2 separate regions of the Homo sapiens genome follow, and region 1 is linked to region 2. Evidence: chromatin loops called from intact Hi-C (ENCODE). Cell type or tissue: body of pancreas. All regions are shown on one strand. Each heading gives the region's core, and the rest is flanking DNA. Links, peaks and the distances in the headings are about the cores only. Region 1 overlaps C12orf75 (chromosome 12 open reading frame 75). Region 2 overlaps APPL2 (adaptor protein, phosphotyrosine interacting with PH domain and leucine zipper 2).

Evidence for each region. Peaks named below come from ENCODE experiments on the same cell type or tissue, not always from the same donor. Only the 100,000 strongest peaks of a DNase experiment are listed, where the experiment ranks them.
Region 1: a loop joins it to region 2, with 2.0 times the contacts of the local background. A loop is called at or near these places in 21 of 110 quality-filtered maps.

What each region holds. Positions count from the first base shown.
Region 1 is chr12:105,341,993-105,347,377 of GRCh38, reverse strand. The region is part of intron 1 of C12orf75 (chromosome 12 open reading frame 75); the gene reads right to left. Among named protein-coding and RNA genes, the nearest start is that of C12orf75, 14 kb to the right of the region's middle. RefSeq lists an enhancer at 3,069-3,625. In body of pancreas, for the core only: no CTCF peak of the experiment used is centred there; no DNase peak of the experiment used is centred there.
Region 2 is chr12:105,222,989-105,228,345 of GRCh38, reverse strand. All of the region lies in intron 2 of APPL2 (adaptor protein, phosphotyrosine interacting with PH domain and leucine zipper 2), which reads left to right. Among named protein-coding and RNA genes, the nearest start is that of APPL2, 11 kb to the left of the region's middle. In body of pancreas, for the core only: a CTCF peak has its summit at 1,904; a DNase peak (open chromatin) is centred at 1,975; H3K27ac peaks cover 1,641 bases.

The DNA.
Region 1 (5,385 bases), core at 274-5,273, 120 kb before region 2:
GGACTGGCTTCCTTGCCCCTCAGCTTGCAGACGGCCTATTGTGAAACTTCACCTAATGATCATGTGAGTCAGTCCTCCTTAATAAATTCCCCTTCATACATTCATCTATCCTATTAGTTCTCTCCCTCTGGAGAACCCTAATACACCACCCATGTGACAAAAACAGCTCATCTCTTCTGGTCTCCATCCCCATTACTTCTCGCAGATTCTCTGCCCACATTTCCTCCTCCCAATATCTTTATCTGGGAGGCACAGGACTTGGTTCCAACTCCTACAAGATATATGGTATTAAGCATCCTTTAACCTCTTAAAACCTCACCTCCCTTATGTCAAATGAGGGTAAAAGGTATCTTTCTCAAAGGTTATTGTGAAGATTTAAAAAGACAATGTGTAAAAAGACAATGTAAACACTTAACACAAAGCTGGCACATAAAAATAGCAAACTAAGTTATTATTAGACGTCACACTTAATATTTCAATTTCGATATATATTAAATAGAAATTAAAATAACTTCTGCACAAGTCACAGAGGTGTAAAAATAAAGGAAGATGTGCTACAAAGTAAGTAAATAAGTCTGTGGGTAAAGTTATTGCCAAATTGCAAGAACAATCAAACAATGATATTCATTTTGCATCTGTAATACTGCAAATTAAAAGCTGATCCTAAAGATAATTGAGGCTATGTCTCAAACGAATTCTTTTAAGGCTTTGACTAAACCTAAACTTTGTAATAATCTTAGTTCCTTTCTTCAGGGAAGAACATTTCTGTGCCACCATTACTGTTAAAATGATACATTATGTAAACTACTTTAGAATCAGAGATTATTAAACCAAAAGATCCTAAACTTAAAAAAAAATCTTAACACAGGAAAAACTGCCAACAGTAGAGTGTTTTTGATAGAAAAAAATTAACAAAAATTAGTGCCACCATACACCCGTGAAAATGAACGTTTTATTTTAGAGTCAAGCATGAGAATCTAGAAGAAAATCTGTGTAAATCAAAAAGTATTGAGATAGGTCTCAATCAATTTAGAAGTTTATTTTGCCAAGGTTAAGGAATGCCTGTGATACAGCCTCAGAAGGTCTGGAGAACACGTGTCCAAGGTGCTCAGGCTACAACTTGGTTTCATACGTTATGGGGAGACATAAGAGGCCAATCAATACCTGTACGATGTACACTGGTTTGGTCCGGGACAACTCAAAAGTGGTGGGGGTGTGGGGGGTTGTTTCCAGGTGATAGGTGGATTCCAAGATTTCCTGATTGGCAATTGGTTGAAAGAGTTTATTTAAAGATCTGGAATCAATTGATTCCTGGAATTGTCTTGAGTTAAGATAAGGGATTTTGGAGACCCAAGGTTTTATTTTGCAGATGAAGCTTCTTTAAATGTTTCTTATCAGACTTAAAAAAGTGCTAGGCCGGGCACGGTGGCTCACGCCTGTAATTCCAGCACTTTGGGTGGCCGAGGTGGGTGGATCACCTGAGGTCAGGAGTTTGAGACCAGCCTGGCCAACATGGTGAAACCCTATCTCTACTAAAAAAAAAATACAAAAATTAGCCAGGTGTGGTGGTGGGCGCCTATAATCCCAGCTACTTGGGAGGCTGAGGCAGAATTGCTTGAACCCAGGAGGCAAAGGTTGCATTGAGTTGAGATTGCACCACTGCACTCCAGCCTGGGCAACAGAGCAAGACTCTGTCTCAAAAAAAAAAAAAAAAAAAAGGCCAGACACTAATTCAAGATCAGGAAAAAGACCTGGAAAAGGAAGAGAATTTATCTACAGAATACAGATTTCCCCCCACAAACGACAGCTTTGCTTGACATTTCAAAATTTATGTCAAAGAAATATATTTTGGGGTAAAATACTTTGACTTCTTTTTTTTTTATATTTGTTTTTGGAGTCTTATGCTGCCACCCAGGCTGGAGTGTAGTGGTGCCATCTTGGCTCACTGCAACCTCCGCCTCCTGGGTTCAAGCTATTTTCTTGCCTCAGCCTCCTGAGTAGCTGGGATTACAGGCGTGCACCACCACGCCTGGCTTATTTTTGTATTTTTTAATAGAGACAGGGTTTCACCATGTTGCCGAGGCTGGTCTCAAACTCCTGAGCAGAGGCAATCCAATCACCTCAGCTTCCCAAAGTGTTAGGGTTACAGACATGAGCCACCACACCTGGCCTGACTTCTTTCAGAGCCTGCTGTCATGTTGGTATCTTACTGCTACAAAGAGTCTGCTTTGTCAGTCTTAAGGTCTGTTTTAATGTTAAATGCTGGTCAGTTGTGCCTGAATTTCAAAGGGAAGAGGGTATAATGAGGCATGTCCAATCCCCACTTCCCATCATGGCCTGACCTAGTTTTGCAGGTTAACTTAGGAATTACCTTGGCCAAGAGAAGGGGTCCATTTAATTGGTTGGGGGGGGGCTTAGAATTTTCAGCTTACGTCTAAAAAGAAAATAATATCTTTTTAGCTTTTATTTTTTTATTTTTGTGGAAAAGGATAAAGAGTATGTTTGGGTTTTGCTGGAGTCAGGGCAAGGGAGAACCAGAGATGAGCCTTTGACTCTGCAAGTCTTACAGAGGGAAGAAAACAATGATTATAATGTGGACCATGAGTCCTCAACTTTTTTTTTTTTTTTTTTTGACACAGAGTCTCACTCTGTTGCCTAGGCTGGAGTGCGGCAGCACAATCTTGGCTCACCACAACCTCTGCTTCCTGGGTTCAAGCGATTCTCCTGCCTCAGCCTCCTGAGTAGCTGGAATTACAGGCACCTGCCACAACACCCAGCTAACTGTTTTTGTATTTTTAGTAGAGACAGGGTTTCTCCATGTTGGCCATGCTGGTCTTGAACTCCTGACCTCAAGTGATCCACCTGCCTTGGCCTCCCCAAGTACTGGGATTACAGATGTGAGCCACTACACCCGGCCGAGTCCTCAACATTTAAAGATGAGGGGTGACCTAGTACAATCCACAGGAAGAAGAGAGTGGCCAAGGCTGCCCTGCTACATCTCAGGGATGGCAGAACGGTGATGGGGTAAGAACAGTGTGGAATCAGAAGGCAGATGACTGGAGTCGGATCCCTATGCCAGTATTTGTCTGACAGTCACTAAATCACTTTGTTTCAGCATCTAGTAAATGAGGACATACTGGGCCAACAAATGCAGCTAGGAAGGCAAAGCACAGTAACGTGTGTGAAATGAGAAATGAGTTTACAAATGGCCACATGTTGTGCATTCAGTGCTTATTTTAATCAGCATCAGGAACTCTCCATCCACTTCACCTTGATTGCACCAAGCTATGGGCACCATCAAGGGCCTCCTCCCTGCTGGGCTCACCATTTAACATCCCAGCAGGCCCAAGGGAGATGCATGGTGCCACCATTTAAAACAAAGTCAACAGACCATTCCCTCTGTTCTAAAATGGCCCTCATTTGAAAGGGCATCATCAACTGAATAACTGCAATGGTAGGGGTGGGGCAAAGAAGTCAGAAACACTCCAAGAAGTGTGTGTGTGTCTGTGTGTGTGTATGATTGTAAAATGTGCTCCATTTTTTAATAGGAAAATGTGCATCTTAGAAGCAAGGTAACATGGTGGTTACTGAGAAGCTTGTAACCAGGGTAATGAGAATATGACTCCCTAACACACAACTTCCCAAAAGAAAAAAAAAAAGGTTGCAAATGTTGGAAACCCTAAACAAAACTATCAGAGTACCTAGGTACATAAAATGCAAAGCATAAGTTTATTTGTCCTGTAAAAGTATAAAATCATAAAATGATCAGAAATAAAATTACCCTCACTGCAACCTTTTAATTACACTTTGCTTATATATTTATTGTAATTAACCAAATGGCAATCCCTAATCTAAGTAATTATGCAAAAAGTGCTTTGATCAAAATTAGATAGTGGCAAGATCCCATTTGCTTTAAACTGTATCTGTGGTTCATGTGCTTTATCATTTATTAAGCAAATATGTATAATGTTACATCTATTTTTTTCCAGGCCACAAGGATACATCATTCATCCTAATACCACTTCATGTCCTGCCAAATTGGCTCCTTACTGTTTAAACATAACCTTGGTGGGTTAATACAATGGGCCTAGGGCCTCAGGAGAAGTAGAAATGAAAAAAAGGTAACAATGTTTCTTGTGGGGAAAAAAAACACACCAAAAAATATAGAGAGACTATTATAATTTGGAGGGGAGGGGGTCAAAAGATTTAATGACTATTTCCCAAAACTGTAGAAATGATAATCATAATTTTAAATATCTTCCTAAAAATGGAGAGGGGAAAGGTTTGTTCTCAGGAAAGTATTATATGCAGTTTCAGTAATAAAAATTGTAAATAGAATGTAAAGAAGGACATTTCCATCACTGTTGGTTGTTTACAGTATCACTTCATCTCACCTTGGCTCTGTTTAGCTTTTACTTTCCACATTTCAGAAGATTTTAACATTTTATTCATCAGTCTCAATGACAGAAGTCTCAGTTAATTAAAAATGCATAGCAAATCCCATCTATTCAAACATTCAAAAAACTTAATCTGATATTGCAGTTTCATCATAAGATATTTGGTCTTTGCCCCTGGTTCCTGGCACAGAGCTCCTAAAACCCCTGGAATTTCCTGAGTGATGAGTGACAGGAGCCTCTCTGTGAGGCTTCTAATGAGATGACTCTTGGCCAAGCCCCTATATGGCTTCAGGATGGGGGCTGTTTGCTAGAAAGACCAAGCCTTGATTAGAAGCTTGGAACATTGAGCTCCACCCTGCCACCTGCAGAGAGAGGAGAGAGGCTGGAGATTGAGTTAATCACCAGTGGCAAAGGATTTAACCAGCCATGCTTGTGTCTTGGTCCTTTTTGTGTTGCTGTTATAGAATACCACAGACTGGATAATTTATAAAGAAAATAAAATGTATTTCTTACAGTCTAGAGGCTGGGAAGTCCAAGATTGAGGGGCTCACATCTGGTGAGGGCCTTTATGCTCCTTCATCCCATGTGGGAAGGCAGAAGGGCAAGACAGCAAGAGCGCAAGAAGGGGCCAAACTTGCTTTTACAGCAACCCACTCTCTCAATAACCAGCCCACTCTCTCAATAACCAACCCATTCCATTCGTCCCCCAGTTTATTTATGATTAAACACATTAATCCATTCATGGGAGCAGAGCCCTCAAGCCCTAATCACTTCTTATTAGGTCCCACCTCCCAACACTACTGCATTGGGTATTAAATTTCCAACACATGTTGGGGAACGCACTCAAACCACAGCACCTACGAAAACCTCAAAATAACTGGATGTATTAGTCTGTTCTCATGCTGCTAATAAAGACATACCCTAGACTGGGTAATTTATAAAGGAAACATGCTTAATTGACTCACAGTTCCACATGGCTGCAGAGGCC
Region 2 (5,357 bases), core at 1-5,000:
TTTTGAGTGCTGACACGACACATAAACGAAATGCTCATTGGAGCATTTTGGAGTTTTGGATTTGGGAAGCTCGACTGATACAGCAAATACTTCAAAATCTGAAAAAATCCTAAATCCTTCTGGTCCCAAGCATTTCAGATGCAGGGTACTTAACCTATACCACATTCAGTAGTATATAGCTCTTACTAATATATATAGTCATTTCTTATTACATAGGTTCACCACTCTATTACTGCTCATTGTTTTATTAGTCATTTCCCATCATATGGGAATAAGACTCAGTCCTTGCCGTTGGGGAGCTGACAGTTGGGTTGGGAGGCAGACAAAGCAATCACCAGAGAGCCTTAGAGGGGCCAGGAGAGGAGAGCCACCTAACCTAGTGGGGTTGTGCTGGGCACGCAAAAGGAGGGTGATTGTAAGAGTTGAGATTTATTGAATACTTAATAGCATCCAGGAACTTCCAGGGGCTTTTATGTTGATTATTTTATTTAAATTCCCCTAACAACTCTGAGGTGGGTATTGTTATTGTTATTATGCCTATGGTATTGGTTGGGAGACTTAAGGATTCTGATGGTGAGAAACTTGTCCAGGTGCACCCATTTAATTCATGGCAGAGCAAATCAGCTGGAGCCAAGCTGAGACTCTTCACTCCTAAGCATAGGGGAGGTGGCAGTAGAAGTGGAAAGAAGCAGCTGTACTTGAGAGGTATTTAGGAGGTGGATTGGTGATTGATTGGGTATGAAGGGGTCAGGTGGTAAAGGATGAATCAAGAATGATGTTCAGGTATTCATCTGGAACGGCAGGGTGGATACATGGGAGAACACAGGAAGAGGCGCAGGGTGCGTATGAGTGTGTGTGCGTGCCTGTGAGTGCATATCTGTCATGGGGATGCCCAACTGTAATTCTCTCTGGAAACACTGATTTTGAGGAGTTCATGGGACATCAAAGTGGATAAAGAGATCTTGTTGAAAGTTCAGATCCAGAGTACAGGGCTGGAGATATAGATAGGCAAACTATGCAGTAAGGTATAAGTGTAACTTATTAATTAGAACTAGCTTTGGGCTGGCCTGTAATCCCAGCACTTGGGAGACCAAGACGGGAGGATTGCTTGAGGCCAGGAGTTTGAGACCAGCCTAGTCAATATAGTGAGGACCTGTATCTACACAAAATTTTTGTAAATATTAAAAAAAGGACTAGAGTCTTTTTTTTTTATTTTTAATTTTCAGAGACAGGGTCTTACTCTGTCACCCAGGATGGAGTACAGTGGCATGATTATACCTCACTGTAGCCTCTAACTCCACGGCTCAAGTAATCCTCCTGCCTCAGCCTCCTAAGTAGCTAGGACTACAGGTGCACACCACCACACCCAGCTAATTTTTTTTCTTTTTGATTTTTGGTAGAGATAAGGTCCTACTATGTTGCCCAGGCTGGTCTGAAACTCCTGGCCTCAAGTGATCTGTCTTAGCCTTCTGAGTAGCTAGAACTAGTTTTAATGACCAAAAGAATTATGTGTTCACCTGTGATTTTATGTGTTTTGTTAAGACATTCAGAATTTAGAGAAATGAGAACTTCGTCAATTTTTGTTTTTGTATTTTTCCCTAAATATTCTAGATTTAAGAAAACAGGAATGTTCTTACTGGGCTTATACCTGAAATTGCTTGCTATTCAGCAATTTGTATTTCGTCACTAAGTGATTTGTCTCTTATTTAAGGCTTAAAAACCCAAGACGTGAGAGACTGTGTCTCTGTCACTCTGAGGAGTCTCTGTTCTGCCTTTCGGTGTCTGTCAGAATCATCTACTTGGGGTTATCCAAACGCTGTCTCATGCATTTTTTTCTGTTGAGGCAGAAAACGACATTTTGCCAAAATTAAGTGGGTCTTTCCTTCCTAGAGGCTGTAACCCAGCTTTTAATGCGCAGCATATGATCATCACGTGGGTTCTCCTGCTGGCCAGAAACCCTTCCTCCTGCCTCAGCGTTTCCTGCAGCACAGGCTGGTGAGAATGTCTGGTTAGTGCTGCCAGATTCAAAGACAGAGTCAAGCAGTGATCAGCTGTGTTCAGATTGGCTGGGCCAAGGACACTTGGTTTTTCAGGTTTCTTTGAAAGCTTAGGTGTTTCGTTTTGTTTTTAATTGAAGAAAGAAATCTTTTCTGATTCCTGTTTTGATCTGTTTGTTTTCATATATATATTTTAAGATAGTATATTTCTCAGTGTTTTCATTCAAGTTTTTTCCCCTAAAGTTATGTTTTCTTGGTTTCATTGCACGTTATTCCATAAATATTTTATACCTAGGCATGTTGAATTTGATTGATAGTTTTATAATTTCCTTTGTAAAAACAGACTCTCCGCAAGATACAGTTTTTCATTATCATATTTTCAAAAGCAGGCTTACGCTGCTGATAAATGATAAGTGTTCATAAAAGATATTTTAATCAGACTACACGGTATATTTCTGGATGCTGATATTGCGAATGCCCTTCAGAGACCTTAGTTTTAGAAAGAGGAAGAACAAGAAAAACTAGAGGAAAACTTCTATGAGCAGTTTTGCTGATTGTGGCTAGTTTGGGGAAATTTTAAATTTTGTTTGTCTTAACCTCTAGAATGAAACTATAGGCTCTAAGCTGTTTTCAGCATCTTACAGTAGTCCCTGGAGTCACGTCTGGCAATAGTCCATTGTGGGTCCTTTGAATGAAAGTAGTAGTGTACCTTTCCAGTGCATTAACAGAGAAGAGCCTGGTTACTTAGAACAGTCTATTTTTCAAACTATTGGCTAAATAAGTTAAAAACTTCAGTTATGTCTAAATAGATGCATATGCATATATATTCAGTTAATTCTCAAATTTTGCATTCAACACATTTAATATTTATTTTCATTCTGCATCTCGGCCATAATATTCTTCTTTCCTAAAGAGGTTTAAAATTTTCTAATCTTTTAAAATGGATTTGTTAGGGGCTTACAGTGAAATTTATTTAGGTCATCTTGCTTCTCCTCTCAGCTGTTGTACTGAGAAAGTGGGGCCAGGGGTAATAATGTTCCTGGCAGGCAGGACAGGAAGGCTATCCCCAGCGGTATTCACGAAACCTGGCAACCCTTGTAACCTGGCATTCTCTTCCACCAGATGACAAACCTCTGTAGTTGCTACCTTCAGTTTGTATGAGATTTTTTGGTTTTGTTTTTGCTTTTTTTTTTTTAAGTAAATTTGGGATGGAATTTTTTTGAAATGAGAACCGTGATTAAGACTCTCACTTTCCTTCAGCAAAGCAGGTTTAATTTAACAGTTACATGTCTGCAGTCGTTCTTAACCAAAGCTTTCAGAATACAGAACTACTGATCCTGAAAGTTGATCTTAAAACTCCTGATCCTAGAAGCCCGAATTGGAGGTGGAAGTAGTATTTTCTCAAATTGGGGTAAAGACAGTGGGAGGGAATAGGAGTAAAGTATGCATAATTTGGTATATAAAGAAAAAAGTACTTTTCTTTAGAATGATGATATAGATAGCAAGCTAAACAAGTGAATGTACCGAGTGGGAAACCAGATGACAGTAGTGAGCATCCAGGAGTGTGAGTTTGTCATGGGGGAGGGAGAAGCACCTAGGAGGCAGATCAGGGTCACAGCTGCATGTTTTAAGAGTGAAAATAGTGGCCTTTCTTAGGCACATAAAAGTGCCACGCACTAGGCTGGCCACTCAGCTTTCACAACAGAGGGGAGGTATTTGTATAGTATGTGCTTACAGATGAGGAAGCTAAGACTCAGAGAAGTTAAGTAGCTTGCCTAAGGTCACACAGCTGATGAGTGGCAGAATTTTAAACCCAGATCTTTGACTGCAAAGCCTGCGTTCGCTCTTAACCACTATGCTTGCTCTCCTGACACGCTAGCCACCATTAATGGCAGCAGAGGCCAAAGAAGTGTAAGCTTTTAGAGGCTCCTCTTGTCATCATGGAAGAACCACCCTTGTTTATCAGCCCACAGCTTTGTAATACGCTAGAGGCAGGACCCAGTTCCTTTTTGTATCCCAGAATAACTTTCTTGGTTTCATTAGTTTTTATCCATAAATGTTCTAATCAGTGTGTTTTAGCAGCCCTGAAAACCAGTCACATTGAGGCTTATCTGACAGGGACTGAGAGGAGGTGCATATGTAGCTTAAGGTCGGAGGGAGCAGAGGGCGTGAATGGCTCTTGGTAATGACTTCTTAGACCTGGGTTCTGCACTTGGTCTGCAGCTTTCCCTCATGCTGGCATTGGTAGCTTTCAGATAGCAATCTAAAAGCTGTTGATTGCTTTTAGATTATTCTGGGTGAGGCTCACTCACTCAGGTACAGGAGTTAAGTGTGTGACCTTGGACTTCACAGATCTGAGTTCCAGTCTTGGCTCAGCCGCTTGCTGTGTAACCTTGGGCAGGTCGAGCCATCATCAGTTGATTGCCTGAGTTTCCTTATCAGCTAAACAAAGGCCATAAGAATACCCACCTCAGAGGGTTCTTGTGAGTTAATCATGTTAATACCTGTAAAATGCTAAGATCAGTCTCTGCTCACAGAGTGCTCTCAGTGTGAACAGAACCGTCTTCTGTTTTATGATAATAATAGTTGCAATAGCACTGTACACTGGCACTGCTATTTGGGTTAAATAGAAGTTTAGTCCTCTCATCCTTTCTTGAAGGAACAGCAGTATGTGCCATCTTTGGCTCCTCGCCAAACATCTGATATTTGTTCCTCAAGCCACCTCAGTCTGGTCTTGGCCTCCACTTTGCATGGGAGGCTGCTTAGTGCCTGGCTCACAGCCTCTCTCCACTCTGCCCATGGGCAACATCTGATTCTGTTAATAACACCCCCCTCGAAACTGTCTTCCATTGGCTCCTCTGACAGGCTGTCTCCTGGCCCCCTCCTGGGCTCTGCCCCTTGTTCTTGGTGGTTCCCTGAAGTCTTGGGGTCCTGCAGAATTCCTTTGGAATCCTTCTCTGGCGAGTCTGTGTTCACTCCCTGGGCAAGATCACTTTAGCAACTACCTGGCCATTTCTGAATCCTTTTCTGGCCCTTGCCACTTTCCAGACTCTGGGTCTTTATTCGAAACAACGTTTGCCTGTTGTTACTGTGCAGAGTTAGCTTTAGCTCTTCCCTGGGCGATTGCAGTTCCTGTCGTCAGGAAGACGTCTTCCCCTTTTCATTCTTCCTCCACACCGCAGCTGGATTACTTAAAACCTTCCCGTCACCTCCTCATCTTCAGACGCCTCCGTGGCTCTCTGTAACCACAAGGAAAAGGCATAAAGTCCTCAGCAAGGCATGCTAAATCCTTCATGAGCTGCATCTCAGCCTGCTCCTCTTGTCTTGTTGCTGGCTGTCCCAGAACATGCCAGACCTTTT